2 separate regions of the Homo sapiens genome follow, and region 1 is linked to region 2. The links are chromatin loops, found by intact Hi-C in ENCODE. Cell type or tissue: heart left ventricle. All regions are shown on one strand. Links, peaks and the distances in the headings refer to the core of each region. The heading gives the core; the rest is flanking DNA.

Region 1 (15,401 bases), core at 4,953-12,952, 57 kb before region 2:
TATAAAGAGGCTGGAAATACCAGTGGATTATTAACAGAGGGGCCAGAACAGAATACAAAACCTTCAAGAGCAAAGTTGAGGAGCAAGATATCAATAGTCAATGTGAGCATGCTGTTGCAAAAGGCCAGATGGGCTTGGACTGTGTGAGTAGACATGGATGTGAGTGCCCAGGGATTAGACCAGATCAGTCAAGCCAGGGCAGAGACCACCGTGGGTTCAGAGATGATTATAGACTCAAGGCCCCCTGTCTCACTGCCATGAGGACCCATTAACTTCCCATTATTCCCATATGTTAAGTTGACCAGAAGAGAGAAGTGAAGATAGTTGTAAGAAGATGAAGAGGAAAACGATGGAAGACATCGCTTTCCCCAAAGAGCTCACTTTTAACTGAAAAGGGCTGCCTAAATCCTCCCAACATAAGCAGTGGCAATAAAAACTCAAAAACAGGTATAGATACGCACATACAGAATGATCTGAAACATGGAAAATATAGATTGTAAATGTCCGACTTTGCTAAAAAAATGAGATGATGATTAAAGGTAGATTATTTCAGAAACAGGAAAAAAAATAAGAAAGCACTGTTTTCTTCCATCATCAACAGATGACAGGAAGCAAAATGCAAAAAAAAAAAAAAAAGCTTAAGAGACAGGAAGAAATGTTGGTTTTGATCTTAATGACATAAGCTTGCCTCATTTATCCTCAGCACAATCAATATATTGTAGGATGAGAATAGTATGAGAATACCAAATTAAGATGAGGAAACAGAAGCTCTTGACCAGGAACTTAAAGCTAAGGGATAAGTCTGCATAGCACCCCACATACCAATAGGAAACAGATGGGACCATCAGCGGGATTAAGAGATGGAGCGGTGGCTCACGCCTGTAATCCCAGCACTTTGGGAGGCTGAGGCAGGTGGATCACAAGGTCAGGAGATCGAGACCATCCTGGCTAACATGGTGAAACCCCGTCTCTACTAAAAAAGTACAAAAAATTAGCTGGGCATGGTGGCGGACGCCTGTAGTCCCAGCTACTTGGGAGGCTGAGGCAGGAGAATGGTGTGAATCCGGGAGGTGGAGCTTGCAGTGAGCTGAGATCGCGCCACTGCACTCCAGCCTGGGCGACAGAGCGAGACTCCGTCTCAAAAAAAAAAAAAAAATGGAGATGGAGAAGGTGAGTCACCTGGAGACCAGCAACAGTGAGAAGCCGTTAACATCTCTTGACCAAAAGGGACAATGGGAGGGAATTGTGTGGGAGAGGATGAAGAAGGTGGAGGTATGGAAGAGGCACCACCTGTAAGGTGACCTGTCTCTTCCCCTCTTTACCTCCTGTCTCTTGCTTATGGCTCCCATCGGTCAAATCCAGTGGAAAGTCAGAGGTGAGGGGAGCCCAAGTGATGCAATCCATCGGAATCAGTCTTCCAGGGAGCAGAAAGAAAGAGAATGGATCCACGGGGTAAATGGATCCATTGGGTAAATGGAGAAAAGCCAGCACAGTCTGATACACAGAATGACACCAAGATGCCTTGTGAAACACAGGAGATTTAGAATGGGGGATGCCTTGTGCAGAGTCTCTGTATTTCTGTGTGATTTTCTAAAACCAGAAAAGAAAACTTGGGTGGCCAATCAAGTACCTGAAAAGAATGTGTCTGTGTTTTTTAAATTTTTCAAAGAAATTAAGAAATTTCCATCATCCTCCCCAAGGCTGTGATGTCAGACTGTTTTAGTCTCAGCTAAGCTACTTCAAACATTGTCACGTATTTCTATAAACTTGAGCTATGGGAGTTCTACTTTCACAGTTTCAATATACAACGTGGAGGCAAAGACTGTATCTATATGTCACGGATGTTCTGGTCACAAGACACACCACCGTGCAGCTGAAAGGCAAGCCAACAGGCCGAGCCAGACCAAGCTGACCTCATTTTGCAAGGCTGGCTTTGGGGGATTTTATTTTAAAACCTGAATATTTATACAGTTTGCATTCTTTAGGAGGTGATAGAGTCTATTAACCTTCAAGAGCTCTCATTTGCTTTATCTTTTTGCTAAGAGAAGACAGCCTGCCTGGCCGGGAGGACCTAGCTGACTTGGCTTAGTTTAGCCATACCTGTTGTTATTAAACACAGAGCAGAATTATTTTAAGTTCAATTTTTACATTAAACATAATAATTTTGCTATGTTTAGATTCCTGAGAGTTCTTTGGACACTATGATTTATTTCGTCGTTCTGATGCCGCTCTGCCCCGACTTTGGAATTCCTTGTTCTATGCTGAGGGAGTTAAAGGGAAGGGGTGAGTAAGGGCCAGCTGCAGCAGAGGATAGGATAAGAAGAGGATGTCCCCAAGTCCTCTGGTCCCCTGTGGAAGGGATGAGAGGAAGAGGCCTAATTACTTTGACTAGAATCAGGACAGTACAGTTGAGAGAAGTAAGAGGTTATCCTTCCTTCCATTCTCTTTCCATAGATAATTCATTTGAAATCTAGTAACTTTGGCAGAATTATTTTCACAGCCTTTTTGGCAGTTTCTAGGCCTACAGCATAGGTGCTGGAGTTATTCTGACCTACAGTGGACATTCAGGTCTTACCTGCTGCATGACCCTGGGCAGGTTACTTATCTTCTCTGATGGTCACGCACCTCTTGCTGCCCAAAGATGACGCGTGCTGCACAGACTGGTGCTGAGCCGTGCACTGTGCATCACTGGCCATGCCGAAGGAAGCATGTTAACTGAAAGCTGTCAGGCATGGTGGTGAGTACCTATACTCCCAGCTACTTGGAGGCTGATGCTAGATGATCACTTGAGCCCAGGAGTTCAAAGCTGTAGTGAGCTATGATCCCACCACTGCACTCCAGCCTGGGTGACAGAGGGATCCACAGTCTATTTAAAAACAAACAAACAAACAAACAAACAAACAAAAAAACTGGGCTGGGCGCGGTGGCTCACACCTGTAATCCCAGCACTTTCGGAGGCCGAGGCGGGCAGATCTCAAGGTCAGAAGTTCGAGACCAACAACCAACATGGCGAAACCCTGTCTCTACTAAAAATACGAAAATTAGCCGGGCGTGGTGGCACGCACCTGTAATCCATTAGTCAGGAGGCTGAGGCAGGAGAATCACTTGAACCCGGGAGGTGGAGGTTGCAGTGAGCTGAGATCATGCCCCTGCACTCCAGCCTGCGTGAAAGACTGAGAGACTCCATCTCAAAAAAACAAACAAAACAAACAAAAAAACCCTGAAACCTTTTTAGCAGCTTGACGTTGCTGCAACACCCAAGCACGTGATCCTTGAACCTGTCTCATTGAACAGGATATGGACCAAAATACAGGTGTGTGACAATATGGGGAAGGAAAAAGCAAAAACATAAAACAACAACAACAAAACCCACCTGGTATTTCTCTAGAGAAAGTTCCAGAAGTGCTGGTACGGATGGTGTCATCTACCTCTCTCAGAGAACGTACGTGGATCTTCCCCTCATCCCTTCTACGGGGGACCAGGGGGCTTGGGGACATCTTCTTCCCATCCCCCCCATTATACAGCAGGGAGTGGCATATTGTAAGTGCTCAGGAAAGGTTGGTCCCTCCATTCCTCTGTTTCCCAGAAGACTCAGAATCCTGCAGTCAATACACGAGAACCAAATTCTTATCTCGCTCCAACAGAAAATATGAGGATGAGCCCTACCAACATGCTGCATTTGGAGTCTCTGGGAGGAAAGATGTGCCTGTGACGCTTGTCACCAAATTGATTGTGAACCCAGCAGGGTCCAAGTAAGAAGCCACTCTTCTGTCACCCTAGGAGGGGCCCCATCCCATGGGATCCATAGACAATATTTGCTCCAAATCAAGCTTTCATTAATATAGCCATCCTTCGTATCTATGGAGGATTGGTTCCAGGACCTCCTGAAGATACCAAAATCCACAGATGCTCAGGTCCCTTATATAAAATGGTGTACTATTTGCATATAACCTAGGCACATCTTCCAGTATACTTTAAATCATCTCTAGATTATTTATAACATCTAATACAATATAAATGCTGCGTAAATAGTTGTTATACTGTATGTATTGTGTTTATTTGTATTTGGGTTATTTTTTATTGTTGCATTATTTTTTAAATATTTTCGAGGGATTGGTTGAATTGGCAGATGAAGAAGCTACAGATCCAGAGGGCCAACTGCTTAATGTGGTCATTTCCAAGGAGCTGAGAATTTTTCCCCACTGAATCCTGGATTTTCACTACAGGCAATTCGATCAATTGCATTGAACTACCTCATTTAGGCATCATTTAAAAAAAAAAAAAAAACCTTTGAGTAGCAAAGAGGAAACAAGGGTTCCCTGTAGGGGACACTGAAGGCCAACTCCCTCACTTTTCATCACAACTACGCCTTTGGTATATTTCTTTTTTTAAAAAAAATTTATGTTTTGGAGCAGTCTTAGTTTCACAGCACCATTGAGAGGAAGATGCAGAGATTTCCCATATATGCCCTGCTCCAAACATACACAGCCTCCCCGATTATGAACATTCTCCCACAGTGCTACACTTGTTATGACTGATGAACGCACATTGACACATCATTATTGCCCAAAGTCCATAGTTAACATTAGGGCTCACTCTTAGTGCTGTTCATCTTATGGGTTTGGACAAGGGTATAACCACATGAACCCACCATGATAGTATCATACACAGAGCTTTCATGTATTCTTACTTTGGACTCTGACATATACCTCAATTATGAGATGTCAAAGGTGCAGGCAGATTGCTGATCCAAAGCGGCATAAAGTATTCTTTGGACCATGTCTAATCTTGTGGAAAAAAAGAAAACTTTCCAATCCTATGACAAGTTTGCTAATGGAAGAGAAGCTTGTCTTGAAACTGCCTGGCTCACCGGCTCCATCAGTGTCGTCTTGTACATCTCGCACGGCACATGAAGAAGACTGAAGGAACTTGGACATTTTGGAAAGCTGGAAAGTTCAGCAAAGCCCTGACCAATATATTTGCTAAACCTGCTTTCCAATGACTGCTTGTGTACACCACTTCAGAGAGAAATAATGAGCATGAAATTCAATTATACAGGCACCTACTTAACCATCTCAACCAGAATTGTGTCCCTAATCTTTTATTTTGAAGATAAAGTGAAAATCTAAAGCTACTCTCCTTATGACAGCATTTTATTCTCTTTGTAACTCGGCCAAGAGAATTCCCTTCAACCTAAGGCTCTAAACTTCAAAGTCAGCTCTCTTCTTAGCTGCTGTCCTGCTTTTGAACCTGAATTTATGTTGTCTGTATGCTGAGAGGAGCAGACCAGACCTTAACCCAACAACGGGACCTCAGGAGCATGGCCCTAGGGAAATGCTGGGGTGAGTTTTGCAGAGACAGTGGGCACCTCCTGTTCTGCTTGAGCAGCCACTATGCCTGGCAGGAGAGTGGCAGTTGTCCCTATGATATTATCCTTATGAGTTTTAGAAGGCCCTGGTTCAGACATGGTGTGCCCTAGACTTAACTTGAATCTGATGTTCTAGTGCATCCTGAAAAGGAGCTTCTCTGAGGATACTATTTGGCACTCCTTTGCAACCTTCTTGTTCCACCTTTGTATGTATCATTCTACGCACTTGCGCACCACCCACAGGACTCTGATCTCACATCGCCTGCCCTGCTTGTGGGACCATGTCTCATTCACCTATATGCATGAGACAGCACCAAGTGCAACGCCTGGCCCCTGGACATTGCCATTAAATGTTTGCTGAATGGATGTCTGCACAGCAAAGCTTTCAGATACAGTGCCTGTGCCCTCAGGAATGAGGTTATGATGCTTGCAAACACAATACCTAGGGAAATGGCTCTTTCCAAAGCTTTCTTGCTATACTTTTCTTACTATCTCTCATCCCATGAAAACCCAGAGAGTATACCTAACAGATATCCGGAACCATCCATACACCTAAAACACAAATCTGCACTCCTAGAATCATTTAACATCATTTTAAAGAAAAGATGACATTGAAAATACAAGCATTACTGGTTTTCACTTGCAGAGTCTGTTTTTCCAAATGTGAAGATTTAGAATGGATGATGAGTAGAGTTTGTAGCGTTTCTACTGAATGGGAGATAAAGGTGGGCTGAAATGAGTGAAGGAAGAAGTTCAGCTTTTAGGTCAGACTTCAAAAAGAACTTCCGATGGTCTAAGTTCTGATACGCTAAATAAGACCATTAAAGAGCTCTTTCTAAATAAGCTTATGAGTTTGCACTAAAAAAAAAGTTTAATCTAAATGTGGTCCTTCCAAAGCTAAAGGATGGGTTGCCTTCCCTCCTCACTCAAAATGTTCATTTGTCAAAATCCTTCCCATCCTTCAAGACCCACCTCAGATGCCCACAAAATATTATTTTCACCCTCTCTATGGCATTTATGATTCATCAACACATACATATTGAATACCTACTATGTCCAGATACTCTCCTAGTTTTGGGGTACACACAAATGATCTTGAGAGATTAGGTCCCTACTGTCATGGAGTCCATAGTACCAAGGACAGGGGACATCTCAATGATAAACAAGGAAACAAATACACAAAATACCTTTAACTAGTTTTGGATGTATTGGGAAAATAAAACAGGGTTAGGTAATTGAGAGCAACTGGGGCCTAGAGGGAAGTTTCCATGGGATGTGACAGAGCCCTCTGTGAAGAGGTGACCACCAGCCAAGGGCTAAGAAAGCCAGCCATACTTAGAAGAGCACAAGGTCATTCCAGGATGGAAGAACAGCAGGTGAACTTAGCATGTTTGAGAAACACACACGAGGCAACTTGAGCGGTGCTCTCTGAGCTAACGTGAGAGAGGGGAGAAGCAGGCTGCAGCCAGCTGACCTCTGCAGGGTAGGTTTTGGTCCTTTCTTCCTGGCTGTTGTGTAAGCATCTTGAAGGTCCATTGCCTCCCACAGAGTCTTTTTATGGACTAGATGCATGTGATCTCCCAAAATTAATATGTTGAAGCTTTAACCCCCAATGTGATGGTATTTGGAAATGAGGCCTTTGGGAGATAAATGGGGCCTTGAGGCTAAGTGAGGTCAGGAGGGTGGGGCCCTCATGATGAAATTAGTGCCCTTATAAGAAGAGACACCAGAGAGCTCTCTTGCTCTCTCTCTCTTTCTTCACCATACGAGGACACAGCAATAGGTGGTTGTCTACAAGCCAAGAGAAGAGTCTGCAGAATAAAACCTGCCTTGCCAAAACTTTGATCTTGGACTTCTCAGTCTCCACAATGCTGAGAAATAAATTTCTGTTGTTTGAGCCACCCAGTCTGTGGCATTATGGCATAGCAGTCCGAGCTGGCTGATACAGGTCTACTAGGGTGTCTGGCACTCCATAGAAGATATATAAATTCCCTTCAATAACTGAGTCATGGAGGCAGAGGACCATAATTCACATTCCCTCAGTCCTCAGTGGCTCATGCCACCCCGTATAAGAAAGGCCTCCAATCTCCCACTCAAACTTTAACCACGTATTTTCAGGAGATCCTCAGAGAGTCTCACAGCCATCCCAAAAGTGCCACGGCATGTTCTTCCACTCCAGGCTCTGTTCCTTGCCAAGTCACTTTCAAAGCTGGGCCCCACCACTGTCTCTGTAGCTACGACAGGCTGAGAGCGACAGTAACCCTCTGTTCCCAAAGCTATAAGCCACTGAGGTGCCAACATGAGGCTGTGCTTCCTGCAGATGCCACTGAGTTAGTTACAGGCACAGAACTGGGGAAAATCACTTCTTCCATTCAGCGCTTTTCTCACTGGGAGTCCTAAGAAATCCCACTCGTGCCTTAGTGCTGAGTCTTTTAAGGAAATGGATCCTTCAGCTTCTGCCTGCAGCCCCTGATATCATCCACTAAATCCACCTCCTCATTGCATCCGTCTCAGGTAAGCACACACCTGTGGGTGCCACCAACTTGTCATTTATGTCCCCTGTGACCAAGTCCTAATGTCAAGCCACACCTTGAATCAAAGATCTAACACCCCTGAATTCTTGGACCCCACTCATGTCTAGCCATGAGCTCTTGGAGGCTTTCTAGTTGACAGAAAAGAGAATACTGAAGGCGGAGAGCAAACTGACTCTTCCCGGTAAAGAAAGGCCTGTGTTTGTGTGTGTGAGTGAGTGTGACAGTGTGTGAGTGTGTGTGCTCTCTGGGGCTAGAATCAAGATATATGTCCTCATTGTGCTGTTGCCAGTAGACATTTGACCAGCACCCCTACACGTGACATGTGTTTGTTCAAATGTCACACAATTCAGGGTCCGTGTGGGAGCGTGGCGGTGCTGTGACACTGAGCAGCTGAGGACTCCCGCACTTGGCAGCCTCCCCAGCATGCTGCACTGTGGCAGACGGCCAGAGACCTGCACTGCAGGGTGTGTGGATCCGTGCACACAAGTACACTCCGCACACACACGAGCAAGCGCACACACATAAGAGCAGGTGAGGCACTCTGTCATCGGTGGATGCTTCATTTCTTTTATGTAATTTCTACCCCGGCGCAACTGTGCTATGTACAGTCTTGTCCTGGGGTCTTGGTTTCTTTCATGTGGTTCTTTGTGCTAACAAGATTAAATCAGTTCCAATAGGTACTGGTTTAATGGAGATGATAAACTTTTATTGAACTTGAGCACATTAAAATGAAATGTAAGCAATAGGTGATTTTGGCATTTGCCTGGGGTCTCTTCCAATTTGAATAAAGCCAGTATGCCTTCTCTGGAAAATAACAGCTCCAAGCCCGGCTCACTTTATGTGCTTAATTAAAATCTATTTTTGTGGTACAAAAAGGAGCTAAACAATGTAACGTTCCTTCTCTTCAACTATGAAAACAAAGATAGACGAATACTTTCTGCAAAACGGAGCTCTACCTTTTGCACAAAGAGCAGGTAATGCGCTGCTTTTGTTACAGCAGCCTGTCTGCTAATCCGTGATCTGTTTTGTCTGTGAACGGGATTATCATGGTGGTTTATTGAATAAGAGCCAAAAACGACGTTAAGTAAACTGTTTACACGAAGCCACTGGGCTGAAAAATCCAAACTCAGACTCATTTCAGGTTTTAACCACAGTAAACTTTATTATAGTTTCAACCGGACAGTTAAAACCTTTCAGGGCCTGTGCAATTGCTGAATGTGTAAAACACGAGACCACGGCTCTCCGTAGAAATTGGGGAAGTGTAAATATCAAAGTCAGCCTCTGAAGGTTGCCTTTCTCTGCAGCTCTCTGTGGGGCTTTCACTGGGGCCCGGATTTCAGCCAGGCTCCACGGCCAGGCCCCTGTCACTGTCTTTGCCAGTCCTGTAAGTCAAGAGAAGGAGGTTTGGCTGTCCAGTGTGGCAGGGGGCAGGCATGGAGCCTGTCACTAATCCCTAGCCTGATTCCTCGGGGCAGACATCTTTATGTCTCTAGGGGGCTGGCAGGAATACACCTGCCCTCTTCTGACCTCCATGGTGGCCGCCAGTTCGAAAGGGTCAAAATGAGTTTTTTATTAATGTCTACTCATGCCCTTTGTGCATCTTAAATTCTACTCTGGGGCCAGAACATTTCACAAGACGTGCTTTGATCTGTTTGAAAACAGACAAAAGACCAAAAGAATAGAAACATCAACCAAGGAAGCGCAACTTTAACACATTGTTTTGTCTCCTTGTGGACTCTGCAGAGAAAGCCAAATGGAGCGTTCCCGTCTGTGTGCAGCATGTAAACAGAAGTAACTCTAAAGATCACTTCTCCGGGACGTTTTAGTTGACAGATCAGGAAACTGGCACTCAGGAAAATGTTTCTGGACTGTTAGATTTTTTTTTTTCTGAGCTCAACTTTCCCAGAATTGTCTTTTGCAGTCCCTTGGACTACAAAAAAGCTCTGTCCTTTTGACCTCATACCAGTAATCTTTTAACTCCCTTAGTCTTCATTCATTCATTCATTCATTCATCCATTCATTCATTCAAGGTCCATCTAGGTGCCAGACACCGTGTTAGATGTGGGCAATGCAAAATAAGACAGGGCATCCGACCTCAAGGGCTCCCAGGCAAGTTGAGCGACAGGTGGATAAACAGGTAATTATAAAACTGAAAAACACATGGTTAAATAAAGGAATTGAGTCTCCTGGGAAGACAGGTGCCTCTTCTCCAACTCCTTCTCAGCTCTTCCTGCTCTCCTGACATCTAGATGCTGAAGGTCCCACGGACTCAGTCTAGGCCTTCTTTTCTCCTCTGTCTACACTGTTCCCCTGGGTGATCTCCTCCAGGCCCAGAGCTTTGAATAATTCTATACTGATGACTCCGTTTTTCTGTCTCCAACTCTGACTCCTCCCTGGAGCTCTACCTTCTTATAGCCCTCTTCCTGTTTGACTAGATCCATGTGACTGATTAAAAAGACATCTCAAGCTTATATCCAAACTGTAACTCCTGATCTCCGCCTGTCCACAATGCCCACTTCCTTCCCTGGCTTTCCCCATTGGCCCAGTTGTTCTAGGAAACACCCAGGAGGTAGCTTTAACTCCCTTTCCCCCCGACCCACTCCACATCCAGTTTATCAGCCAGTTCTCTGGGTTCCACCTCCAAGTGGATCTGGAGCCACCCTCTGCCCCCGTGGCCCTTGAAAAAAAAAATCCCTCTTCAATTCCTAGCACTTCCTGCCTGCATTCCTACAATAGCAGACCTGTCCTCCACTTCCCATCTGCTTTCAGATGGAACAGCAGAAGAGTGATCTTCTTAACCCTTGGATGATATAACACCACTCCTCCACTTGAAATCCCCCAAAAGGATGAAACTTCCATTTTTGATAGCGTCGGAATAACAGGGACTAGCCTTATGCTCTAGTATGAAATAACTAAAACACTACACAAAGAGTATAAAACAATGGTATACAAAACATTCAACCGAGATTCAAAACAAAGGAAGAGTCCTTCGATTGCCCCAGCTACTGCCCCAAGAGAATTTGTTTTGTTTTTGTTTTTTTGGAGACGGAGTTTCGCTCTTGTTTCCCAGGCTGGAGTGCAATGGTGCGATCTAGACTCACCGCAACCTCCACCTCCCGGATTCAAGCGATTCTCCTGCCTCAGCCTCCCAAGTAGCTGGGATTACAGGCATGTGCCACCACACCCAGCTAATTTTGTATTTTTAGTAGAGACGGGGTTTCTCCATGTTGGTCAGGCTGGTCTCGAACTCCCGACCTCAGGTGATCCGCCCGCCTCAGCCTCCCAAAGTGCTGGGATTACAGGCTCCAGCCACCGCGCCTGGTCTGAAGAGAATTTCTAGGGAAACCAGGCAGGGCTTGGTGGCCTTGTGGAGCTGAGGAGACAATACTAGTAGTCTGGGAGGCCAAGGAAGTCAGAGTTGTGGGATTCAGGGGAGAACGCTGGAGAAGAGAGAGCTGCAAGACAGCTCCTGAGACCTACACAGGGTCCCCTCAAGTCTTGTGCTGAGTGCTGCCCAATGCATATCTGTGAGGAAACAGAGGCCAGGGAAAGAACTACTTGAAAAGATTAGAGGGAACAATTCTTTTTTTTTTTGAGGCGGAGTCTCGCTCTGTTGCTCAGGCTGGAGTGCAGTGGTGCAATCTCGGCTCACTGCAAGCTCTGCCTCCCAGGTTCATGCCATTCTCCTGCCTCAGCCTCCAGAGTAGCTGGGACTACAGGCTCCTGCCATCACGCCCTGCTAATTTTTTGTTTTTTAGTAGAGATGGGGTTTCACCGTGTTAGCCAGGATGGTCTCAATCTCGGGACCTCATGATCCGCCCACCTCGGCCTCCCAAAGTGCTGGGATTACAGGCGTGAGCCACCAGGCCCCGCCCCTAGAGGGAACAATTCTTTAGAATTCACATGAGACTGGGAATCATTCCTGTTTCCACCAGCTGGAGTGGAAGACCTAAAGATGGGCCTCAAATCAAAGACCTTAGCTTTCTTCTTAAATAAACTAGAAAAGAACATGTTAAACTCCAAATAAAAAAATGAAATAATAAAAATAGGGCAAAATCCAATTAGATATGAAACAGAAAACATAGTGGAGAAAATAAATGAGATCAAAGGGTGGTTATGTGAGAAGTTCAATAAATTTAATAAACCTCCAGCCAGACTTATCAACTTTTGGGGTGAAGGGGATGCAAACGAAAGATATTAGAAATGAGAGATCAGTAAAAATGAGACCTCACTAAAAATTATACAGAAAGTAAAAGGATGATAAATGCTTATTGTGAACCACCTTATGGCAATAAATTTGAGAACTTAGAAAAATAGGCAAATTCCCTGAAAAACATATAACTAATGTTTGCTTAAGAAGAGAAAGAGAACCTGAATAGATAATCCTGTATCTATTTTTTAAAGTTGAATTTGTAGTTTAAAACCTTCTAACAAAAAACCCTCCAGCCTCAGGCAGCTTCCCTAGTGAAGTCTCCCAAACATTAATAAGAAATAATACCAGTTAGAATAAACTTTTAAAGAATAGGGAAGAGAAGGAATGCTTCCCAACCCATTTTATGAGGCCAGCATTACTTTGACATCAAATCCAGGCAAAGATATTACAAGAATAAAAAAACCACATACATGCAAATTTTCTAAACAAAATCTTAGCAAATTCAATTCAACAATATATAAAAAGCATAATAAATCATGATCAAGTAGGGATTATTCCAGGCATGTAAGTTTAGTTTAACATTCCAAACAATCAACTAATAGTCTTAAAAAGAAAAAAAAAAAGCAAGATGATCATCTGCAAAGATAGAGAACAAGCACTTGATAAAATACAGCACCCATTCCTGATGAAAACACTCAGCAAACTAAGAATAGAAGAGAGCTTAGCCTGATAAAAGGAATCTATGAAAACCTACAAGCCACACACACTTACACAAGTACATACTTTATGATTTCATTTACATAAGATTCTGGAAAATAGAAACTAATTTACAGGGACATGAAGCAAATCAGTGGTTGCCTGGAGCTGGGGTCAGGTAGGGTTTTGAGTGGGGTTTTGAGGACCATGACAAAACTTTTGGGAATGATGGATATGCTCATTATCTTGATCATGATGATAATTTCACGGGGGTATAATTTGGTGTCATCTCATGGTGTGAGATGATTTGCATGTCTGTCCTCTCCAAATCGCAGGTTGAAATGTGATTCATAATGTTGGAGGTGAGGCCTCGTGGGAGGTGATCGGATCATGGAGGTGGAACCCTCATGAATGGCCTAGCACCATCTCCTGGGTGATGAGTGAGTTCTTACTCAGTTACTACATGTGAGATCTGGTTGTTTAAAGAGTCTGGGACCTCCTCCCTCTCTCTCTTGCTCCCGCTCTCACTGTGTGACATACTGGTTCCCTGTCCCCTTCCGCCATGATTGCAAGCTTCCTGAGGCCCCACCAGAAGCAGATGCCAGCACCATTCTTCATGTAAGGCATGCAGAACTGTGGGCCAAATAAACATGTTTTCTTTATACACTACCCAGCCTAAGGTATTTACTTACAGCAATGCAAGAATAGCCTAACACAATATGTCAAAACATATCAAATTGTGTATTTCAAATATGTTGTTTATTGCATGTCAATTATACCTCCATAAAGCCATTTTTTAAATCCTTCAAAAGTTTAACATTGCTTTTAGAATAAAACTCAAAGTGTCCTCATGGCTCTACATGACCAAGTGCCTACTAATTTTCAAGCTAATCTTCTACCACTCACAAATGGCCCAGAAAAACTGCTGATCAAATGTGCAAAGCTATTTCCTGCCCCAGGTCCTTTGCACTTGCTTCTCTCGCTGCATGGTGTGCTCATTCTCCAGCACCTTATTTAGTTGGCTCTGTCATATTTTCCAAGTCACAGTTCAAATACCAGGTCTTAGAGACCTTTTCTAATCCTTTATATGTTAAATAGATCCCTCCCAGATACTCTTGTCTGCTATTGCCTTATTTATCACTTTTACAGTACTTACACATTCTTTATCTTTTTAGTCCTTTGTTTGCTTGTTTATTCTTTATTTCCCCCAGGAGAATGTAAGCTCCTGGAGGGCAGAAATCCACTCTGTCTCATTCATGCCTCTACCCCTAGGAACCAGCACAGTGTCTGGCATAAAGTACATTCTCAACACATACTTACTTACGAATTAGGGAATGAGAGCAATGAACTGGGAAGAAATTGAAAGAGAATTCATGGAAAAAGTGACATGGAAGCCCAGCTTGGGAAGAATTGATATTAGGAAGGCATAGGGTGAATAGGTGGCCCTTGGCATTGACAGATGCAGGTTCATTCCAGCTTGAGCCTTATAATTATGCAATTCTGGATGAGATATTTTAAATCATCTGTTTCCCTATTTATAAAATAGGGCTGCAAGTAACTATTTTAGAGGGTTACTGTGAGAAACGAATGATGTATATGTAAAGATATGTGTTGCAGTGCCTGGAGTGTGGTAGCGACTCAACAAATGAGTTCTATTTTCTTTCCCAATTTCAGCCAGAAAAACATCAAGGGGAAAATCATGTTTACAAGAAAGGGCATGAAATATGTTATGCACTAAATGTTTGTGTCTTCTCTAAATTCATTTAGTTCCTAACTCCCAGTGCAATGGTATTTGGAGGTGGGGCTTTGGGAAGTGGTTCCATCATGTGGGTCAAACCCTCATGAATGGAGCTAACGTCCTTGTAAAAGAGGACTGAGGGCTGAATGCGGTGGCTCATGCCTGTAATCCCAGCCCTTTGGGAGGTTGAGGTGGGTGGATCACCTGAGGTCAGGAGTTTGAGACCAGCTTAGCCAACATGGCAAAACCCCGTCTCTATTAAAAATACAGAAAAATTAGCCAGGTGTGTTGGTGGGTACCTGTAATCCCAGCTACTTGGGAAGCTGAGGCAAGAGAATTGCTTGGATCTGGGAGGTGGAGGTTTCAGTGAGCCGAGATCATGCCATTGCACTCCAGCCTGGGCAGCAGAGTGAGACTCTATCTCCAAAAAAAAAAAAAGGAGGACTTAGGGAGCTCATTGTCCCCTTCCACCATGTGAGGACACAGTGAGAAGACAGTGGGTCATCTGTGAACAAGGAAGCAGGTCCTCACCAGACACCAAATCACCTGCAGCCTCAATCCTGGACTCCTCAGCCTTCAGAACCGTGGGAAAGAAATGTTTGCTGTTTAAGTTACCCAGTCTATGATACTTTTGTTATAGCAGCTAGAATAGGCTAAGACAACATATTTGGAGGATCATGAGAAAGTTGAAAAATTTAGGATTATAGCTGAGAGAAATGGAAGTCAAAACTGGAAATGCCCCCAAAGCACCAAGCCATTCTGGACTTCAATCTGTGGATCACAGGAAACCATGAAGAATGGGGTGAGGTAGGGAAGAATTAGGCTGGGGTGATCTCAATTATAAGAGTAACTCTAGTAGCTGTGTGACTAAGAAAGTAAAAGGAGGTGAAGCCTGAGGGAGATTGGAAGCAG
Region 2 (15,401 bases), core at 2,929-10,928:
ACACCCAGGTAAGCTTCCCCAGGAGAATCCTTCTCCACCACGACAATGCTCCTGCTCACTTGTCTCATCAATCAAGGACAATTTTGCAGGCATTTCGATGGGAAATCATTAGGCATCCACTTTACAGTCCTGATTTGGCTCCTTCTGACTTCTTTTTGTTTCCCAATTAAAAAAAAAATCTTTAAAAGGCACCTGTTTTTCTTCAGTTAATAATGTAAAAAAGGCTGCATGGACATGCTTAAATATCCAGGATCCTCAGCTCCTTAGGGATGGACTAAATAGCTGGTATCAGCACTTTAAAAAGTGTCTTGAACATGATGAAGCTTATATTGAGAAATAAAGTTTGTATTTTTTTATCTTTTAATTTTATTTTCCACAAACTTTTCAAAGTACCCTTGTATGTAAGGATTACTACCTTCATGTTACTTAGTGCAAGTCTCTACATTTGTGGTGGGTGGCCAGTAAATGTTCATCCAATTGAACTAAATGCTTAGTGCCAAATGAATGGTCTATGCAGTAAACAGTCTACAGTTTCAGAGGAGAGAAACTCACTAAAGCCTGCATTGGTCAGGCATGGGAAAAGAGGTTAGATTCAGCATCATTTCCATTTACAAATCCAAGAGGAAGGCATTCCCCAAGGAGGGGATGTCAGAAGCACAAAATTCAGAGTAACGGAATTAAGAAACAGTTTTAAGACTGTTATTTATCCTGCCAGCACAGGGAGCCATTGACATTTTTGTCAGGGGTGTGAAATGTACCAAGTTCTATTTTAGGGATATGCATTTGAAAGGAGTATGGATTCAAACACAAACGGGCAGTATGATGTATTAACAGTCTATATTGTAACAGTTCAGATCAGGCCCAGTGTTCTATAGAACAGTGAAATGTACCAAGTTCTATTTTAGGGATATTCATTTGAAGGGAGTACGGATTCAAACACAAATGGGCAGTATGATGTATTAACAGTCTATATTGTAATAGTTCAGGTCAGGACCAGTGTTATATAGAAGAGGGAATTGGAGAGAAGGGATAGGTTCTGCTCTGTGAAAAGCCTATACATTAGTCCTCCATTATTCAAAGTTTCTCTTTCTGCAGTTGTCACTTAGTAGCCCTCTCTGTTATCAGATCTATTGCCACAATATTATGGAACTTGTACTCAAGTAACCCTTATTTGACTTAGTAATGACTCCAAAGCACAAGAGTGGTGATGCTGGCAATTTGGATATCCCAAAGGGAAATAATAAAGTGCTTCCTGGGCTGGGCATGGTGGCTCATGCCTGTAATCCCAGCACTTTGGAAGGCTGAGGCGGGCAGATCACCTGAGGTCAGGAGTTCAAGACCAGCCTGGCCAGCATGGTGAAACCTCATCTCTACTAAAAATACAAAAATTAGCTGGGCATGGTGGCTGGTACCTTTAATCCCAGGTACTCGGGAGGCTGAGGCAGGAGAATCGCTTGAACCTGGGAGGCGGAGGTTGCAGTGAGCCGAGATTACGCCACTGCACTCCGGCCTGGGCAACAGAGTGAGACTCTGTCTCAATAATAATAATAATAATAATAATAATAATAATAATAATAATAATAATAAATAAATAAAGTGCTTCCTTTAAGTAAAATGTGACCTTGGCTAGGGTCTGTTACTATCCATAGTTTCAAGCTCCTGCTGAGGGTCTTGGAAGGTATCCCCAGAGGATAAGTGCAGACTGCTACAGTGTCCTTCCCCACCCCAAATCCCTGACTTCATTTTTCTACATCAGTTCAAAGACATGCACCTGACACCTTCCTCTCTCTGCTTCTCCACGGCCACACCATCGTCAAGTCTTGTTGATTTTACATCTTAACTCTCTCAAATCATCTGCTATGTCTCTTTGTTGCCACCGCTTGCATCCTTTCCCATCTGGACTGTCATAAGTTCTCAGCTGCTTTTCCACATCTTCTCCAGCCCCCTTAAAATCTGTTCTTCAAATCAAACATTGGATGATTTTAACTGAAATTATAATATTCCCTTTCTCTCTCTGACACACGCGCGCGCGCACACACACACACACACACACGTACCCTACAGGTTAAGTATCCCTTATCTCAAATGTTTGGGAGAAGAGGCATCTCCAATTTTGGATTTTGAAGTACTTCCATATACATAATAAGGTATCTTAGGGATGGAACTCAAGTCTAAACATAAAATTCCTCTGTGTTTCATATACACCTTATCCACCTAGCTTGAAAGTAATTTTATAAAATATTTTAAATTATATTTTGTGTATGAAGCCAAGTTTGTGTACATCAGACCATCGGAAGGCAACCTCAGCCACCCATATGGTTCTACGTGAACACTCAAAGATTTGGATTTTAGAGCATTTTGGATTATTTGGGTTAGGGATGTTCAACCTGTACTAGTATGCTGTAGCTAGTAGTTGCCAGTAACTAGTCATTGAGCTGCTAGGATATCCAGGCACAATTGTAGACATCGAAAACAGCAATTTTCCTTGCCCCACAGAGGTACTATCTAGTACAGCAGGCAGAAAATAAAGAAAAGAGTAAAAAAACCAATTCAGTTATGAATAAATATTAGCATGAGCAATCAAGCAGGATCAAGAGATAGAGCAGGATGAGGAAAATTCTTCGGGCCTGGGGAGCCAGGGGAAGTTTCCATGAGTGGTACATTTGAGCAGGTGTTGATTAAATACTTAACAATGATGTAGGGAAGGATGGAAAGAAGAAAATTGGGGGCTACAGCACATCCACCTTCGCATGCTGACTGTGGTTTCACAAGGGATTTACCTGATTTTTGGAAGAATTTTAAACCTGCAGCTTGATTTCAATCACTATAACTTCATTTATGCTGTAAGCACTGAGAAGATAATAAACATTCTCCCAGGAATCAAGTGATCAGGTTTGTCTGGTTAATTTTAGAATGCTAAAAAAAAAGTTGGACTGCAAGAATAGGAACTATATTGGAAACTACATTCTCAAGGAGACCTTTTTTTAGGTAAATAAAAGTCACTTGGCTCTTAGTGACTGTATTACACATAGTTTCCTCAGATTTTTCTAGTACTAAACCCTGTGGAAATATATATAACTGACTTAGAAAAATAAAATGTGGCTCTTATTCTGCCTGTCCCTTTGTTGCTGTTGGTTTTTCCACTTCTAGAAGCTTTCATAAACAATTCTCAGGGCAATTTAAATTAGAGAAAGAGCCTCCAGCCTCTGGACCACACCTCAGCTTTCAGTGTAATTCTAGAAAACATGTCACAGTCCAAATAAGAAAATTAACACATTGTCCCCTATTAAAGCCAATTTTTGCCTAAATAAATGAAATATGAACATTTTATGTCCAAATGTCTTGGGAATTTTAGAAGATTACCCATTGTACAAAATAAGACCTCTTCTCAAGAGAGTTGGCTTTCTGGTATATAGATAACTTCATAATAAAACTCAGTATCCTATTTTGACAGGATATCCCAAAAAAGATCCTTCACAAAGGTTACTCAAGTCCCAAGAGAGGAACCATAATTGGGGTTCAGTTAAGAAAAAAACAGGAGGCCAGGTGCAGTGGCTCACACCTATATATAATCCCAGCACTTTGGAGGCCAAGGTGGGTGGATCTCTTGAGGCCAGGAGTTTGAGACCTGCCTGGCCAACATGGCCAAACCTGTCTCTACTAAAATAAATAAATAAAAAATAAAAAGTATCCAGGTATGTTGGCACACACCTGTAAATCCCACCTACTCAGGGAGGCTGAGGCACGAGAATTGCTTGAACCCAGGAGGTGGAAGTTGCAGTGAACCAAGATCATGCCACTGTACTCCAGCCTGGGCAACAGAGCGAGACTCTGCCTCAAAAAAAAAAAAAAAAAAGAATGGTTGTGTTAAAACTCATTAATATAAGAAACTTTAGAGCTGTTGTAATCGCTTTGTAAAATGTGAGATGAATACCAAAAATGCCAGAAGCTTTGAATAAACCATTCCATGCAATAAAAAGGATTTTTTGCAAATGGAAATGCAAATGGGACAACAGAAAAAACTCCAGAGGTTGTTTGTTACAGATATGCAGCATTTCACAGAACAAATTTTACCTAAGAAACATGTAATCAAGGGGTGTGGAGAAGGGGGAAAAGGGTGATAAGTTTTTTCCATTTTAGAAGCAGGTCATTTTTTCAATTTAAATTTAGATTTTTCTATTAATATATTATCAGTAGGAAAGCTATTCCAAAAATAATTTGAGGAACAAGTTGTAAAAGACTCCAGAGCCAATTAAAAAAAAAAGACTATTTTTTAAAAGACATCAAATAAGTTTGATTCTGGGAGTAATGAAAATGTTCCAAAACTGTGGTGATGGTTGTATAATTCTGGAAATATACTAAAAAACATTGAATTGCACACTATACGTGTTTTAAATTAGTCGATTGTATGGTATGTGATATATGTGTATATTTTACAGAGTTTTATTTTAAAATATTTGATTGACAGATAAAATGGTAAATATTCAAGGTGATGATTTGATAAATGTATACATTGTATATTGATTGCCACAATCAAATTGACGAACACATCCATCACCACACATAGTTACCATTTGTGGGGGTGCTCACCAGGGACACTTAAAATCTGTTCTGTTATCAAATTTCAAAGAAGCAATACAGAATTATTAACCATAGTCACCATGCGTACATTAGATCCAGAGCACTTATCTATCTTGTAGTTGAAAGTCTGCACCCTTTGACCAACATGTCCCCAGTTTCTATGTGGTCAGAAGCGAGGCTGGCCTGTGAGAATTTCAAAGAACCCAGATGCTTACGGGGACAGATTTTTAACAGATCCTTGCGTAGAGTAGACCTTGAGATGAATTAGGTAGGATCCAGGGACAGTGAATCTTTTCATCTCTTTTATTTTCCTGCTTTTCCATAAGTCTGCCCTCCACTGCACACCATTCTTTTCCACAGTTGTCAATGTTGTCTTGATGATCTAGTCTTCTAAATCGTTCACAGTATTGAATTAAATATAGCACGAACTACCTGTTACAATTTTTTTAGTTCTCGATTCTCTAGTTAAAACGCTTCGCTTGAAAAACTGCTTATCGGCTGGGAGTGGTGGTTCACGACTGTAATCCCAGCACTTTGGGAAGCCAAGGCAGAAGGATCGCTTGAGCCCAGGAGTTTGAGACCAGCCCAGGCAACATAGCGAGACCTCATCTCTAGAAAACATTTTCAAAAATCAACTGGGCACGGTGGCACGTGCCTGTGGTCCCAGCTACTGGGGAGACCGAAGTGGGAGGATGGTTTGAGTACAGGAATGTTGAGGCAGCAGTGAGCGGTGATCACGCCACTGCACTCCAGCCTGGGTGACAGACAGAGGCTTCATATCTAACAAAAAAAAAAAAAAAAAAAAGAAAGAAAGAAAGAAAGAAAGAAAAAAAGGAAAAGAAAGAAAGAAAAAAAACTTCTATGATTTTTATTTCCTGACTTTTAAAAATGAAAAACTATGTTGCCTTTTTTTTCTGAGCAATAATAGTGTGTGCATGTGTGTGTGTGTGTGTGTGTGTGTGTGTTTCAGGAAACTTCAAGAAAGGTGCCATATGAAACATCTCAGAGTTTGATTTTTTGTTAATCTATAAACATGTTAGTTGGGGAGTTCAGTCAGGAAAACAGAAACAGACAGGTCATTTTCTTGATTTAAACGATGTCAAAATTATTTCTGGGTCTCAGATATTTGCGAGGAATCATGAGTATTTGAGCTCTGGCCACATGAAACTCATTTCACATTATACTCAAACTTCATAGACATGGTTCCTCCTTAAATAGGACCATGCCTTTAAAACCCAGAGTTTCAGACTTAGAAAACAATCTCAACCAGAGGGAGAATTCTTGCGAGGTCAAGAGACTCAATGTCATAGACATCTATGGTAGTGAACTTCTTTCATAAATCTTTGCCATGTAAATGAAGTCACCAAGCTTACTGGAAAATGCAGCTGAAACCCCCTATTTTATAAGATTGTGGTAGATTTGTTGGAAGGGGAATATGAGGCTTACTCCTCTCCTTTCCTCCCTCCCTCCTCCATGTAGAACAAACTGGCTCCAGGAGAAGCACTCCCCAAAGGTCCATCATTTCGTGAAGGCCTTTTTTTTTTTTTTCAGGCATGAGCTCATCACTTTCAGTTAAATAGTAATAAATGATTTGTAAGGAGCAACTTACATCAGTCCTTATAAATAACCACCCACTGCTGCATTTGACTTCCTTGAAATGTTGAGTCAGAGGCTGGATGCGCACAGGGTACCAGCTCTGCAATCTCTCAGTCCCTTGGTGCCAGACAAGTTCGAGTAAGCCTCAGAGCCTGCCAAGGGGACAAGGGCACTGCCTTTCACAGATACAGAACCTCTTTAGGCCACTAAGCCCTGGGTAGAAAAGGCAAAGGCAGCGTGGACCATGTTCCTGGGGTCATTCAGTTGCCATAGACTTTTCCTATTGCTTCTGCCATCAGTAAGTAAACTCTAATCTCCTTTCTACTCTCAGAGCCCTTCATAAACCACCTTTCTCACAGGCTGCTCTCAAGAGTCCTCAGATATAAAGGGCAGACATTCTCATTGTCAGCTACTTTGGGGAAGGCACTTCGTATCCCATACTGAGCAGTAATGTGTGCCTCCCTTCTCTGCTGCTGAACTGTGCGGAAAGCGAGTGACCTTAGTTACAAACAGGGCTAGAATTCAAGGCTTTGAAAGGGCAACACATGGCTTTTCAACTTAACCTATCAGGCATTGACCCCAAATTTTTATCAAAAAGAATGACTTATTAGAAAGAAGGTAAAGAATGGAGGCTGAGCATCAAAAGAACTCGACTTGAGGTTTCTCTTCACCCTTTACTAACCAAGGCTCTCAGCAGTCTTGCTCCAACTTGGCCAAGACATGCAAGCCCTGGACACACAGTGTCCTCCACTGTCAACTGAGATTGTCTAAAATGCCCCTTGCGCCCATCTCACAGGCTTATAGAATCACATGAGAGTGCCAGCACACTTTGGATATATAAAGTGGTGTGCAAATGTTAGGTAGATAGACCACAAACCCACGTAGGATCTGAAGCTATTTCCAACACACAGATACAGAATTCGTAGCTCTAGACTCATAGTGCCCATCCTGCAGTAGATTGAATTATTAATCCCAATCCCGTATGCCTTTCTGCAACCATGGTCTTGACTATATAACTTTGCAATTCTTTCAACTAAAGGCAGAGTATGCTTCCCCTAGGATGACCAACTATCCTGGTTTTCCCAGGACTGAGAGATTTCTCAGGATGTGGCTTTCAGTGCTAAAAACCAGGGAAGTCCCTGGAAACTGGGATGGATTAGACTCTTCCACTTCTTGTATTTGGGCTTGGCCAAGCAACTTGCATTGGCCAATGAGATTCTAGCAAATATGACATGGCAAAGTTTGAAATATGTTTAGGTGGTGATATTTGAGCTCCTGCACTTCTGCCATTGCTATGAAAAGAACTTTCCTCCTCTGAGTAGCTGCTGTCCTTTCTACCTAGGTCCCAGAGTGAACATATATAAAACAGACCTAACTGTAACCTGCAGCCCAGATGGGCCAGTCTGGATATAGCTTAGATTAGTCAACTCCCAACAAACACACAGATATGTGAATAAGAATTAATGTTTGTTGTTTTAAGCCACTGGCTGTTGGAGTGATTTGTTACATAGCAGTAGCTAACTGATATATATCATGTTTCTTCTGTTCAAGGCCACCTTTTGCTTTCTCTGTTCTCAGCAATTTGCCCTGCATTTTTATTATTTATTTTGGGAATGATAGATAAGAGAGATGGTTTGGCTCTGTGTCCCCACCCAAATCTCATGTTGAATTGTAATTCACAATGTTGGGGGAGGGATCTGGTGGGAGGTGACTGGATCATGGGGGTGGATTTCCCCCTTGCTGTTTCCCTGATAGTGAGTTTTCACAAGACCTTATGATTTAGAAGTGTATGGCATTTCCCCCATCTCTCTCTCTCTATCTCTCTCTCTCTCTCTCTCTCTCTCTCTCTCTCTCTCTCTCTCTCTCCTGCTGCCATGTGAAGATGTGCTTGCTTCCCGTTCACCCCTGTGCCATGATTATAAGTTTTCTGAGGCTCCCCAGCCATGCCACCTGTACAGCCTGTGGAACTGTGAGTCAAATAAACCTCTTTTCTTCATAAATTACTCAGTCTCAGGTAGTTCTTTATAGCAGTGTGAGAACAAACTAATGCAATAAGTCATGTTTTGTGGCATAGACTTCTCAGCACCTCTCTGTCTACTGTACAGAAGAAAAATGCTAACTTTGTGATTATTTGTTTTATAAATTGGAAGAAAGAATATATTAATGGATGAGTGTAAACCTCAGACACTTGGTGGTGTTATGATATATTCCCCTCAAAGAAGTATTCTGGATATCAGAAAGTGAATTCTTACAATTTTCTGTTGCTGGGACATCCATTTCGAATACAGGTTTAACTTTCTCATAGCAGAAGCAGGCTCAGTCACCTCGGCAGTTTCCAGTTCTACATCACACCCAAATGGCTCGAACCAGTGCCAGACATAAGAACTCAGAAGCATTTCTTCCACCTATCAGCCTGGGCTACCCGCTTTCCCACTGCTTCCTTTAAAAGGACCATCTCAGCCTGGCGTGATGGCTCATGCCTATAATCCCAGCACTTTGGGAGGCTGAGGTGGGTGGATCACTTGAGGTCAGGAGTTTGAGAACAGCCTGGCCAAAATGGTGAAATGTCTCTACTAAAAATACAAAAAAATTAGCCGGGCGCAGTGGTGCACATCTGTAATCCCAGCTACTTGGGAGGCTGAGGCAGGAGAATCACTTGAACCCAGGAGGTGGAGGTTGCAGTGAGTCGAGATCCTGCCATTGCACTCCAGCCTGGGTGACAAGAGCAAAATTCCATCTCAAAATAATAATAAAAAAAGAACCATCTGGCATTTGTTCAAAAACATCAAGTGACCCACATCCTGCTCCCTCATATTTACTACCAATTGTTATGCATTTCTCTCTCTCTCTCTCTCTTCCTGACTCTTCATTCCTGCCTCCTGTGACCAAGGGAGGGAGGGAGGACTGCCCTCCCAACTCATTGCTTCCTCTCTGCCCAGGATCTGTAAGTAAAAATCTTTTAACATGTTTCCTATTGCGGTGGTGTACTGAATCTCTGCCTTCCACATGAAGAACCAGGGGCTGTCCCAGGCCAGGTTTTCCCCCAGGACGCTGAAGAGAACATGAGGTCAAGCTCCCAGCCGAGAGCAATGGTCAGGCAGGCATAAACTGGACATGGGTCAGACAAGAGCCACAAGGGCATCTGCCAATAAAAACAAGCTTCCCATGTGAGGGACCCCCTGGTCATGGGTCAGACAACTAAGCATTAGGCTGTCTGCCAGGTGAAAGAAATATCCGTGAAAGACAAACTGCAGACTCCAACGCCCATCTCCCCATCACTTCCCATTAGGGCAGGCTTGCTAGCCACTCTGGTACTGGAGATCCAATTTAACTAGAGGGTCTCAAAACACACGTCAAAGGAATAAGCTTGTGATTCCAAAAGAGTAGATGCTTAGAGACACGTCTGACCCCATGCTCCGTATCTTTTCAGAAACACCTATTAAATATAAAAATATGGAAAATTCCCATGAGTGCCAGAAGCTTTGGATAGGCATAATCATTTGTCCCTAAAATATTCATGTTCACTTAGATTTTTTAAAAATCTCTTTCTCCTCTTTTGCAGTGTAGAAAACTTTGTAATACTTGAGCTGCCCCTCTCTTATTATTTTTGTGATGTCAATTTCAGCTTTCTTAAAAAGTAAATTTCCGTAAGTCCTCCAATACCAAGCAGGCACACAATATAATTAATGATTATCATTATGTCATTGTTAAAATCATGCCTCTAATGTATATAAAATAACTTGGGTTATTCATGATATATTCAGAGGATATGTCAAATCAGTATGATCCTATTTGGGGGAACTATCTCTGTGTGCATATAGGCATAGACAAGTTACAGTTCAATGTGGTTAGTAGCTGGGCGCAGTAGCTCACACCTGTAATCCCAACACTTTGGAAGGCCAAGGCAGGCAGATCACATGAAGTCAGGAGTTTGAGACCAGCTGGCCAATATGAGGAAATCCCGCCTCTATGAAAAATACAAAAATTAGCTGGGCCTGGTGGCGCATGCCTATAATCCCAGCTACTTGGGAGGCTGAGGCAGGAGAATCTCTTGAACCCAGGAGGTGGAGGTTGCAGTGAGGCAAGATTGCGCCACTGCACTCCAGCCTGGGCGACAGAGCGAGACTCCATCTCAAACAAACAAGCAAACACAAAAAAAGTGGTTATCACTTGGTGCTACAAATGTATGTCATATTTATTTTCTTCTTTTCACATGACCTTGTTTAATTTTTCCAAAAATCATGAATTTATCATGTAGGAAAAAATCTAAAAAAAAACAAAGCATTTTAGAGAGTAATGCTTCACCTTTCTCTTCTCTTTCCCAAGACCCTCAGGGGCTGGAAACCCACCTGCTCATCTGCCTGCCGTGTCCCAGGCCAGTCCTCTCTCTGAAGCCCAGAATTCCATTTTCCTTGACCTTCCCAGAGTGACTCCTGAACTTTTACTCCATAGCCAGGCTGGGCCTAGACCTTAGGTTCCTCAGACTTCTTGATGGATGAGGAATGAGTCTGAGAAGGCATGAGGCAGATGGAGAGAGAAAAGAGAGGGTGGGTCCTGGGCCCTGACTCTGGGGTGGGCATTCAGGCCATGGAGATCCTATTGCCAAGGAATCAATCCAAGACCTTTGTTTCTTAAGGTGTGTGTGTGTGTGTGTCTGTGTCTGTGTGTGTGTGTAGGATTAATTCAGTGTCAGAGAAAATTGTTAACATTGGCTTTGTTTCTGGGTTGTTGGAGCCCTAACAAAGAGGAGAAAAATCTGTAAAGGCTCAGCTTAACTGTGTAAAGAAACACAAATTACAGGCATTTACGTGATCTGGTCACCATTCATTCGAAAAAGCCTCCCAGCACAATAACAATTATCCATTTTGTTAAATATGTGGATGTTGCCAGATTAACTCTGTTGTAAATTTTAATTAATTGCAACACAAAACTGTTGGCCTGTGCTCAGACATCACAGTTGGCTGTCCCTGAGGCATTATCATCTGCTCCCAACTTTGAGAAACTTCAGAGAACAGTGATTGTAATGGCAAGATGAGTCCAAATGCTTCAGACCACTTAATTGCTATTTATGTGATTATCACTACGGTAGTGACCCAGTAAATCTCCCCAAAATTTAAATAACAAGGCTGTACTAATTCTTCTTCAAAAAGCGAAAACACATTTCTTATTTTTTCTAGCATTTCTCTCAATTACTTATGGGTCATCATTTTGCACCAATATACCAACCAGATGGCTTATATTCATCTTATTTACACTATTTTTCCAGCCAAACAGTATTAATCCAACAGTATAAACTGATCGATGTAAACTTCTTGCTGCCCAAGACCTACAGCAGCCGATTCTCTTCCTTCTTGCCCCTGGTTGGGTCACCTCATGGTCCTCCATCCATCTGTCCAGTCTCTTCATCCTCAAACCGTTTCATGCCTCTCCAGTGTCTTCTCTCTTTTCCACTGAAGCCTTTGTGGGTGGTCTTCACAGCCCAGGCTTGGCATCATCTCCAGTTCAGAACATGTCTTTGTCTTGATGTGGGCTAGTGAAAAGACCATTTGCTGAAACAGAACCACCCACACATATGGAGAACGTGACCCAGCAGATGGATGATTCTGGAACTTAAAATGTCGATTGGTCCTTCTCTTATACATTTACTGCCGTCACAATGGTCATGCTAAGTCAATCAATCAATGCATATTTACTGAGAGGTTAAGAAGTGCCTAGGATTTTACTTGGACTGTAAGAAATACTAAAGTAGCATAGCCCCTTATCTAGAGAACTGTATATTTACTCGGGACAGAAGAACTTGGAGGCAGGGAGCAGGGGAATGAGGAGGGAATTAACCTGCAAGAAACAAATAGAGAAAAAAATAACACACATGCATGCATGTACACACACACACACACACACACACACACACACACACACACACACACACCCCTACCTCAGTCGGATTGGCCACACACACAGTAAGATACAGTGAAGTAGGACAGAGTGAGAGACAAGCAGCAGGTAATCTGAGTGAGCTGTCCCACAGCCCACATCGGTTAAGGGCATCTTGCCATCCTGCTTTCTTGCAACTGTTCCTTGTACCACCCATGCCCATCTTTTCCACTCAGCTTATAAACTCTTCCAAGGCAGGAGGAGCAGCTCGGATATTTTCCCCAGGCTCCAGTGTTATGAAGCCCAGTATTAGTCTTTTAATTCATTTCAGTACCAGCCCCATGCATAAATCCTCTCAAAACATCGTCTAATAGGTATTCTCTAAACAGAAAGAAATGAAACTCGAGCAGTCTTTAATTTGCTGATTTTTCCAAATCTTGCACACAGTTTATTGCAAAACAAGTCATTGAACTAGATCCTTTGTTAAACCTGCTTCAAATCTACTGAATTACATCTGGCTCCTTGTTTTGGACTTACAAAGAAGTAGCCAAATTATAATGTCCTTTCTTCCCCCGGCAAGAAAAGCAGCCATCAAATGAAAAGAAGGGAATACAGTGTTTGTTGAGGGCTGTGAGGAAACCCTTTTCCTAAATGTCCATTTTGGATGGCACTGGTTTCCTGTTTAAAATTTGTTTTCAAATGTAAATGTGAGCCCTAGAAAAAGTAATGTTATTATTATTTGAGGGGGAGACAGAATTCTTGATCAATTGTTCTGGCAGAGGAAAAGGAAAGGGGCAAGGAAGGGGAATTAAAGGAAATGACAATCCATCATGAAACGGGCCACGGGGAATGCAGCAAGTGAGGATGCTGTAGGGCGCTGAGACATCAAACATGACTGACCACTCAAAGGTCAACCACAAGACGCTTGGGAACTGGAGCAGACACTGAGAGCGTGTGCCCAGCCTCTTAGCAAGAGCCTGGAAAGAAAGGGGCTTGATAAAGAAGGGTCAGTCAAGAGGGGGGAGAAGCATTATGTCAATATTTAGACTACCACAGAGAGACAGTCGAAACCTGGAAGAGAGGGGTGGATTTGTGGTCCAGAAAGAAAGAATGAAGCCACCCGAGGCTCAGTGTGAGGAAGCAAGTAGGTTCGCCTGAGGCCGACTTGAACATTCTACATCTACACTAATGCCTTAAGTTACACTGAACAAGTTCAAATAATAATACTACAGGGTTAGTTTGTACCTCCGAGACTTCCACCTACTATAATACAATATTTTCTGTCTCACAACTAGCAATCTTCACTATCTTTAGAGAGGAAACTCCTAGATCCTTGGGTGGTGGAACTTGAGACATTGCAATTTGGGCTTCGCCTGAAGCCATTTCCTCCAAGAAGTGTCTGTTAAGAGTGCAAATAGCAGCAGCTGTGTCTATACACTGGTGATTATAGCATTACAACCACAGAGGACCCTGGGCTGCTCTGAGTAGCGTGTGCTGGGCGTCCTCAGACTGGCCAGCCGTCGTCGGAGAAGGGCCAGGCGCAAGAGCAAGCCACACAGGCCTTGGCAGCGCAGGCTGGCCACCCGGGGCAGAGCTCTGGAGGAATGAGCCTGTGATGAAACCACTATAAATCTCTGTTTAAAAATCCTTGTTAAGTTTTTTGTTTTGTTTTGTTTTGTTTAAATGTTGTTTAAACATCTTTGGTTCTGGAAGGGAGGCAGGCTCTTAGAAATCAGTTCTGAAGAAGTCCTTGACTGAAGCCGAGTGTGTCTGATGAAGTATTAGAATCTTGATAAAGAAAACATTAAACAGAAACTTAAGTGTTTAATGTAAAAACCTGGCAGCTGTGTGTTGCTTTTACTTAGTATCTACCTGCCGAGAGATGGAGGTTTTTCCCTTTGTTTTGGTTGGAAAATTCCTCTCTTTTGATTGGAAAAACATTGTCAGTGAGGTTCATTTTTTTTTTTCAGTATAGAGATCCATCTTTCTAACTGTCATGTGATCGGTTTGTATAGCTCAGAAAAAATGCACAGGCGATCTCAAAAACTCGGGAGCATAATTAAGGGCCAGTGAGTGTCTGCTCTGACTTACTTTTATCAGTCTAATGGAAAAATGCACCCATGGCTAAGAAAGAGAAAAACAATATAGACAGCTAGAAGAAGAAAATCAAAGCAGTGTAAAAGCTCATGATGCCAACATGACATTGAAGGTTGAAAGTCAGGAGTCCGTGTGTAGAACAGTGCCTGCTATACAGTAGATGCTCAATAAATGTTGAATGAAAGAGAGGTCGAAGCTTGAGAATAAGATAAATGATGTTATAGTAAGCCAATTCTAACTAGAAAAGTGTAACATTCTTGGAAAATGCTTTGCATATTTTTATATATAGAAATGCTTTCCAAACATTTTCATGTCAAGGCATACATGGGTAATAATACTAGGTTGGTGCAAAAGTAATTGCGGTTTTTGCCATTACTTTTAATGGCAAAATAATAGTACAGTGAGTTAGATAAAATGGGATTCACACAGACAAAGGCAACAAGCTCAGGAGCTGCAGCCTGGGCCCCTGCCACCACTCTAAAAGCTGACAATCAGTATCCTGGCAGCTCTCTGCTACCTCTGCACCACACCATTCATGCCTTAGCCCACTGTCTGGGGAGCTCTATGATGGCAGGTCTTGAGATCTCTGCTTTTAACTTTCATAGTGTTTCTTTCATAAAGAAATGCTTGACATACAGAGTGGAATAATAGACACAGGAGACTCCAAAAGGTGGGAGTATGGGAGGGGGGTGAGGAATGAAAAATTGCCTATTGGGTACAACATTCACTATTCAGGTGATGGGTGCACTAAAAGCCTAGACTGCACCACTATGCAACATACCGATTGATCAAAGCTGCATGTGTACCCCCCTAAATCTATAAAACTTTAAACAATATAAAATTTTAAAAAAGAATGACAATCTCTCCATGCTTGAAGCCTCATTACCACCTAATAAGAGCTTCTCCTAATTATAAACAAAGCATCTCAGAGGAAATGAGTTATCTCCCAATAAATCTCAAAACGTACTTGCCCCAATATTATTCTCACCATTTTCCCCCTACCACTCAATTTGCTGTACATAACACTTTTACCAAGAAGAACCATAGGATGCTTCCTTTTGTAACATTCTAAACTGTCCTTTCTGTTTTAAGTCTGAGATTTTTGGTTGGGGGCTTAGGCGATCACCTGTTCATGCCCAGTAGGTGTCAACTCTGGCAAACATGCTCACCAAACACCAGTTTTCTCTTCCATCTGGAGCACAACCAGCCTCTATTTTCTAGCAGCCTTTCTTGTAGTTAAAGTGATTCTGTGA

Evidence for each region. A loop is a pair of places that touch in the nucleus more often than their neighbours do. Peaks named below come from ENCODE experiments on the same cell type or tissue, not always from the same donor. Only the 100,000 strongest peaks of a DNase experiment are listed, where the experiment ranks them.
Region 1: it touches region 2 in a loop (3-fold over the local background); 6 of 110 quality-filtered maps call a loop at or near these places.

What each region holds. Positions count from the first base shown.
Region 1 is chr17:12,415,756-12,431,156 of GRCh38, reverse strand. No RefSeq gene overlaps it. Among named protein-coding and RNA genes, the nearest start is that of LINC00670, 130 kb to the left of the region's middle. RefSeq lists an enhancer at 1-21. In heart left ventricle, for the core only: no CTCF peak of the experiment used is centred there; a DNase peak (open chromatin) is centred at 8,316.
Region 2 is chr17:12,356,890-12,372,290 of GRCh38, reverse strand. No RefSeq gene overlaps it. Among named protein-coding and RNA genes, the nearest start is that of LINC00670, 190 kb to the left of the region's middle. In heart left ventricle, for the core only: no CTCF peak of the experiment used is centred there; no DNase peak of the experiment used is centred there; H3K27ac peaks cover 387 bases.